Linked DNA regions of Mus musculus: all the other regions are linked to region 2. The links are chromatin loops, found by intact Hi-C in ENCODE. Cell type or tissue: heart. All regions are shown on one strand.

What was found. Peaks named below come from ENCODE experiments on the same cell type or tissue, not always from the same donor. Only the 100,000 strongest peaks of a DNase experiment are listed, where the experiment ranks them.
Region 1: a loop joins it to region 2, with 3 times the contacts of the local background. A loop is called at or near these places in 3 of 42 quality-filtered maps.
Region 3: it touches region 2 in a loop (7-fold over the local background); 5 of 42 quality-filtered maps call a loop at or near these places.

The regions. Positions count from the first base shown.
Region 1 is chr5:8,867,166-8,869,665 of GRCm38, reverse strand. No RefSeq gene overlaps it. Among named protein-coding and RNA genes, the nearest start is that of Abcb4, 25 kb to the left of the region's middle. In heart, a CTCF peak has its summit at 1,431 (motif pointing left); no DNase peak of the experiment used is centred here.
Region 2 is chr5:9,160,590-9,163,089 of GRCm38, reverse strand. It overlaps Dmtf1 (cyclin D binding myb-like transcription factor 1), which reads left to right and starts at 1,314. Exons shown (of 18, transcript NM_011806.3): 1 at 1,314-1,476. Gm46901 (predicted gene, 46901) reads left to right here and starts at 2,180. Exons shown (of 1, transcript NR_166570.1): 1 at 2,180-2,500. In heart, no CTCF peak of the experiment used is centred here; DNase peaks (open chromatin) are centred at 739 and 1,369; H3K4me3 peaks cover 2,201 bases; H3K27ac peaks cover 2,028 bases.
Region 3 is chr5:9,099,785-9,102,284 of GRCm38, reverse strand. It overlaps Tmem243 (transmembrane protein 243, mitochondrial), which reads right to left and starts at 1,548. Exons shown (of 5, transcript NM_001081029.1): 1 at 1,426-1,548; 2 at 890-1,068. The coding sequence starts at 967. In heart, CTCF peaks have their summits at 1,155 and 1,720; DNase peaks (open chromatin) are centred at 944 and 1,614; H3K4me3 peaks cover 1,995 bases; H3K27ac peaks cover 1,182 bases; H3K27me3 peaks cover 420 bases.

The DNA of each region.
Region 1 (2,500 bases), 290 kb after region 2:
TCATGGAAATAAAAGTAAAAAAAAAAAAAATTCTATAATGTGTAAGATAGTCCCTTAGGTGATGTGGGGAATAAAAAGGTAACGTAAGACAATTCTGCACTCATGTAGCATGCACTTTAATGGATAAAATATAGAAACAAACGACCGATGTGCAGCAGAGGTTTAGAAAAGTGAAACAAGAGAGCCAAGGCAGGGGTCTTTGAAAAATCCCTTGAAAAGCAGAGATTGTCCCCGAATAAAACTGAAGTAGGAGGACGAGATAGAAACACAGGACATCTGGGGTCTGCAGAGGGGTGAAGAGCTCACATTGCTCTGGCAGAGTCCCTGGGTTCGATTCCCAGCACTCACTTCAGAAGGCTGGCCTCCTCCTGGAATGCCATATTCAGGGGATTCAACCCCTTCCATGGGCACTGCACTGCATCCACACTCACAGACAGACACACACTCATCATGTCACTAAACATAGAAGTAAGCTTTGAAAAAAAATACAGGACAAGCCCTGCTTTAATTTTATTTTCAAGTAAACAATAAATATTTTAGTGTGAATAAAAAAAAATTTACTCCTGTTTAGTAAATTCTGTGGGCTGTGTAATATATGAGACAATAAAAAAGTACTTGTCATTTTGTTGATTTAAATATATATATTATGAAGCTGTGTTCCCAAATATATATATTTCCTCTCTCTTCCTCTCTCACTGAGACAGGATCCCACTATGTAGCCCCTGGTGGTCAGGACCTCATGATCCTCTGGCCTCAGTCTTTTGAGAGCTAGAGTTTTAGACTTATGCTATCTTCCCTGGTGTAAGTAGCTTTCAGGCATTCTTCCTGGTGTATCTTGTAAGGCACTACTGGAGGTGATGGACTGTCTACATTGGCTTGTCTTAGGTTTTTATTTTTATTCAATATCCTCTTGGCTTACAATGATTCTGCTAAGAATCTGCTGCTAATCTAATACACTAGGTGACAGCTGACAGTTGACTAATAAACCGTGGGCTGCACTGCTTCATGTCACGTCTACTTGGGGTCCTCTCGTGCTCCTGGATGTGTAGCCAAGAGGAGAGAGTTTCAGTTACTGTTGTATCTGGCTGTCCTCCTTTCTTTCCCCTTTAGGTTCTGTAAAAGGCAGGAATGCACTCCTTAGAAAGAGTGGGCTCAGCAGAACAGCAATGGCTTTGATCCTCTCAGACTCACACCTCCCCCCTTCACCCTACCCCTTCCTTTGTCTCTCTCAGGGCAGACAAACTTCCAGGAGAGGATGTGCTTTTCTTAGAAGCCCATTTTACCCAGAATTCAATCTGTTATAAATCGACATATAAGATTTATAGGGATTTAAGCATTCCTAAAGTTGAAAAGAATTCACTGGGGTTAGAGGTGTTAGTCTGAGCATGCTCCCCTGATGGGGAAATCCTGAAGCTGGCCAGCACTGCCACCTACTGCTCTTTGTCTTGTTTTGTCAACTGTCCCCAAGTATCCCTTAATCTTGTTCTGGGAGTCCTGAGCTGTTGGTGGCCACCACTTATGTTTCATGTCCTGTTTGGGAGCTTGTTGGTGCTAATGTGACTAACCTGGAGAAATCACAATGTAGACTCCTGGAAGCTTTCTGAGCTGGGCTTCAGACCTGTCCCTTCTGACCTTGAGGACTTTGCTAGGCACTCTCTTCCCTGATGTGGGGTCTCAGCTGGAGAACAGGGGCCACACTGTGGGCGTGCTTTCTCCTACTCCCTGAGCTTCCATCCTAGGGCTCTGGGTTGTGCAGGTTCCTGGCTCTCCCTTACTGCCACCTTCATTCTGACCAGTACCACTGTCCCCCAAACACAGCTATTCATTTGCTGCTCGGCTTCTCTGTGGAGATGAGGCGAGTTCTCGGTACTCATTTGGCTATCTGGCCTGGTGTCCAGTTTAGTTTTGTAAAAGATTACACACTATTCCAGTTGGTGATCGCAAAGAAAATATAATGCTTTTTATCTAATTTTAAAGAAGTCTGTTATGTTAAGATGAACAGATTTTGCTTCTTTAAGGCAAGGTCTTATTGTATCCTGGACTGACATGACACTTGCTTTGCAGCCTGGATGGCCTCAAACTCAAGATCCTCCTGCCTCAGCTCCTGGAGTCCTAGAATTACAGGTATGTACAGCAATGCTCAACTTTAAACTATTAAGCTAACATTAAAGCTGTACAATTTTTAATATTATAGCTAATGCTTCAACAGCATCCTTTTATGTCTCTCAACTAAATTTCAAGAGTTGGAATATATGCCATATTGAAGCATATACTTACTTAAAATACGTATGTTGTTAATATTTAAGCAAAAACTATTACAGTAAAGATACCCTCTATGAATTGGGATGTTACTAAGCAAGTCAGCCTTTGTTTTGTTCTGTTTTGTTTTGCTTTGTTTTGTTTTGTTTTTCATGACAGGGTTTCTCTGTGTAGCTCTGGCTATCCCAGGACTTGCTCTGTAAACCAGACTTAACTTACACATTTTTTTTTGCTATTGGAA
Region 2 (2,500 bases):
GGGGAAAAAATGATTTTCCCTTTCCCCAGATCTACCATTTGCAAACAGCTTCTTGATTAGGAATGGGACTTTGTGTATCACTAGTAGTGAAAGGAAAGCAAAGTATAACGTGTATCTGCTGAATCATAAAAGCAACACCAATAGGAACCCCAATGCTCAGAATTGTGTATCTTAGAACTTTTGGGTTGGTTTGGTTTGGTTGAGATGTGTTCTATGTAGCCAACACTGCCTCAAAATCCAGTCTTCTTTCTGCCTCAACCTCTTCTCTGCTGAAATTAATAGGTTCGAACAATTGTGCCCAGCATGGGGCAAAAGGCAACTTTTTTGATGTTCTCATCATAGAGTCTGCACTTTTTGTAGCAGTGTTTATGGCAGAAAACCACATCTGACCAGTGTGCAGTTAAGTGACTGTAGAATGCCTATCCCTAAGTGGGTTTTTATAATGCAATCCTTACACCAAAGGTATAGGAGCGTTGCTGAAGATGGGGGGCAGAAAACTTGAAAGAGTCAGGGGAATGGGAAGACTTCTGTTTTAACACCCACCACTCAGCAGCTGTGGTCCCATGCATACCACCACTCCACTCCACATTCCAGCATGGATGGCGAACAAGGTTCCATCTCTGGCTAGGGAGCTACAAGCAGTCAAGACTGCTGAGGAAGAGTCAACTTCCTTCCTGAAGAGATCAGATTGTTTTCCCACGTCCAAGCGGGGCGCAGCCCTACACTGAAGTACATCTGGGCTACATGTGTGTACCCAGAAATACACCCCTACAATAGGACATGAATTTGAGTCGGGGGCATGTCAGGGAAAACACGGGGAGGAGTTGGAGTGGATAGGAAGGAGTAAATATGGTCAAAATGCATCTATTCATGTATGAACCTGATTCTTAAAGATTGGCATGGGAACAGGGCTTCTATTTTGTTCATCTCTAAGAATCCAGAAAATAGAGCTGCACTCGGCATAGCTACCAGCACTGAACTTTAAATGCATAAAGAACTGTAGTCTCCTAAAAGCGAGGTCACACTCACGGAGGTCACCTTTCACAAGAATTATAGAGACACACCGCTCCCTCTTCGCTTCGGAGATTGCGGAAACTAAAAGACAGATGGTGCAGACGCCTGCCAAGGGAAAGACCCTCCTTTACGTCTATCACCCGCCACAGCTCGACGGCGACCGTCCGACCCTATCGCTCGCTGAGAATGGCGCTCGATTCCGCAGCAACCCATCAGCTTGCCGACGCAGACGGAAGTGACGTCGGGGGTGGCGCGCGGGCCCGCCCCCCAGGAGAGGCGGGCCGCAGGGGGGGTGCTGGGAGGGCGGGGGCGGGGCGCGGCCTCGCGGCTCCGTTTCCGGTGGCTGGTTGCGCTCGCTCACCCCAGCTGCAGCCACTCTCTCCCGCGGCTGCTTCCTCCATCCTGGTATTTTTTGGAGCCTCCATCCTGGTTCTTCCAAAGTGCCCGGACCCAAAACAGGAAGTAAGTGCGATGGAACCTTCAGGTCCGGGCCTCCGCCGCAGCCGCTCCGCCCAGTGCGGCCGAGCCGGCCCCTTCGCGGGCCTTGGCTGTCGCCGGCTGGGTGCCGCGGGCGGGGTCGGAGTCCGGGCTTCGCTTAGCCGCCGCGGCAGGCCCCGCACGCCGCGCCCGCGGTCTCCGTCGCCGGCTCAAGCGGCCGCTGGCGGCTGGAACTCCCGAGCGATCCCTGGGGCGCAGCGGCGAGCCGGTGGGGGCGGAAAATGGCGGCGGGCTGGAGGAACTAAATGGCGCCGGGACCCCTGGGGGTGGGCCCGAGTCGCGGAGGACGGCGCCGGGGGCCCCGCGGGCGTGTGCGTGCTGGGCGGCGGAGCTGCCAGCCTGGCTTGGCTGGGGTGCACTGAGCCCCCTCGGCTGCGTGGGTGGGGTGGGCAGGGCAGTGGGGGCGGGGGTCGTCCCAAGCCCACCATTTCTCCTCGGCTCGTTTGGCCCGTGAGCCCCTCGCCGGTTGGACTCAGCGAAGGAAGTCATGGTTGCCAGTCGGACTTTCTCTTTAGAGACCGCGCGGGACGTGGCCTGGGGTGCGGGGAGAGTCCTGGCCCAGCCAACTAGTAATTGTCAGGATCGTGCGGAGCAGACCTTTAGCGTTTCAAAACCCTCTTTGGCCCTCTAGCAAGAACTTTTTTTTTTTTTTTTTTTTTTTTTTTTGAGAATCTCCCCGCAACCTTAACGAGTTTTACTCCGAAAGAAGTGGTCCAGTGCCATCCTGTGCTGTTCAGTGATACAGCATATGTTTTTATAGTTAAAGACTTCGGTGTAGCTAAAGAAAGAGTGATAGCCCGTGATTGCTTTTGTCAGCCCTTGTACCTCTTTCTGACAGCTAGACTTCCTTTGGGACAACCTCCAAAGAAAAATGCATTTCAGTACTGTTTGTGATGTGTTATGTCTTAAGCTAGATGTACTGACTTTTATTAATTAGAGCTATATTTTCGTGTTGTAAATAACTTTTGTGGCTTTTAGGCTGTAAATT
Region 3 (2,500 bases), 61 kb after region 2:
TAATCTTCATGGTAGACTGGCAGCTTCCAAGTTTAGGATTCCCCATGACTGCCAGGTGGAGAAGTTCCCTGTGTGTGGTACAGGCTCTTCCCACAAGGTAAGAAACCCAGCTCTACAGTAACCACAGCAACTTTCAAAGGCTGACTGCTCCTATCAGGGGTCAGGGGGTCTACAGTCACCAACGTCATTTACAAGTGGGGGGGGGGGGAGGGTAAGAGAGCTACAGGTTAATCTTGCCCTGACTTCTGAGAAAGTTTTATGCTGAATACAGAGTTTCTTGATTGTCCCCAAGGCAAGGGGGCTGGGGGTGGGGAGCAAGTTTCAGAAAGTTAACGCTAAGTACAGAGAAAGACTTTTGTTGACTGCAGGCCAGAGGCTCTATCTAGTCAAGCTTCTAGAAAACGGTTAGTGCCTCTGCCTATTTGAGAGCTGGGACCCTTTGTTTGATCACCTCCTGGGATTGTGGCCAACATCCACCTTCATGGAGCTGCTTCACATCCTCATCCTCTTAAGAACTCTAGGTAAGCAATCATCAGAAGCAACCCTGGGCTCTCGATGCACTCCTGAAACCACTAAAGCCCTGGACGCACACCTGAAGTGTGGAGCTGGAAAGTGCGCTTATGCAACCTTCGCAGGACTTTCCCTCCACGGTGGGGTTTCCGCACTCTCCGTAAGGGCTTCCCACAAACTGCCCAGAACTTTCTGAACTTTTCTCCACTCCAAACTGCTCTTGGTGCAGAGTGCAGGGCAAACATCCCAAGAGAGGGGCGGGACGGCAAGAACAGTTCTTCCCACTTCCAAGTACCCTCCAGGCAGGCTGCAAGGAGCCAGCGGGGTGGAGGGAGGCGGGATTCTCGCACTCTGGCCCGGGGCCCACTCCCGCACTCACCTTGGCAGACGTCTCCCCGAACAGAGGTCTGTTATCCAGGCCGCTGGTCCCGTAGGTCCTGGTAGCAAAGTCCTCCATTTTAGGGCTGCTTCGCTCGTCCCCGGACGCTCAAAAGCGAGTCCGCATCAGCTCGCGAAGTCCGGACGCCCGCCCCTCACGGCGCACGCATGGCCCGGGCCCTGGGGGGGTGGGGAGGGCGGGAAATCCCGACGGGGCGACTGTCACTCCCGGGGGCCCCTGGCCGCTCCGCCCCAGCCCCGCCGTCCTCATCTCCAGCGGCCGCCGCGGGAAGTGAAAGGAAACAAACAGCGCTTGGCCGCCGCCCCGCCCGCGCCCGCCGCCCCCAATCTCGGCCGGGGCTCCACCGGGAGAAAGTTTGCCTGGCGCGAGTCCCCCGCGCGGCGGGGCGGCGGGAGTGAAGTTGCGGGCCGGGCGGCCCCGCACACCACCCTAGCTCGGCTGAGAGCTCCGCATCCGCCCGCTCGCGTCCCGTCCCCCGTGCTCCCCGCAGCCCCGGCTGCGCCCGCAAGCCAGACCTCGGCGTCCCGCGCCGCGCGCGCGGCGGATCCAGGCAGCGGCCGCGACCCCGAGCCGTGGCCCCCACACGCCGGCCGGACGCCGGCGCCGTGCGGCGAGTCCCCCCGGGCTCTCCGGTCCGGGACCTGCGGCCACTGTCGCAAACCGGTCGGGCCCGCCCAGATCGCGTCACGACTCAGGCAGCCAATCCCACGGGCAGAGGCGCCGCCTGGGCTGCAGAGCTTTATTTACAGAGGTGCGGGTCGTCCCACCGAGGCGCGGGTCCCCGCTGCCAAGCGTTTCTCCGCCTCTTGGCAATTGGCGGCTGCGCGGTGCACGTAGTGGCTAAAGCAGGGTTCTGAAGACCGACTCGAATTTGGCGTCTTAAAACCCGACAACCTGCTTCGACCACTCCAGGATTTGGATGTGGACACTTTACAGTATCGGAGGCAATCGTGTATGCGTGTTTTATTCTGTATTACACACAGAATAAGAGGTCCTAGTTTACATAAACAGTTAGGTATTTCGTTGCCTGGTCCAGTGGGGGTGCTGCCACAGGCCAGAGCTTCGCATCTTGGGCCTTTTTGGAGTCTTGGGGCTTAGAGAGCTGAATGGAATGGACAAGCTGCACAAGTACCGTCGCTCTACATTTGAAGTTCTTCCTAAAAGCTAAAAACCAAACAACTACACTAATAGGATTGGGCTGACACTAATACCTAGCTAGATTCAAGAAAGTTCGGAAAGTGTTAGTGTGCAGGAGACTCTAAGCTGAAGCGATACCTCCACGAACGCTTAGAATCTAGACATGGGTTCCAGTGCCACGCAACAGTTTAGAACAAGGGATGGAATAACAACCACAACGAACTTCCAGCCCTGAGTACACGTAAGTATTATACATATCCCCATTGCCCAATCATTACACGTGTTTTACAAATTAGCTGTTTACTCGCGACTTTACCTTAACAACAGCAATACTACATAATCCAGCACCCACTTCTATTAAAAGTTCTATTTAAAGATTCATATTAAAAGGTCCTACAAATTAATTCACTTACTTATATTCAGTTTCATTCAACAAAAAATATTTTTGAGGCT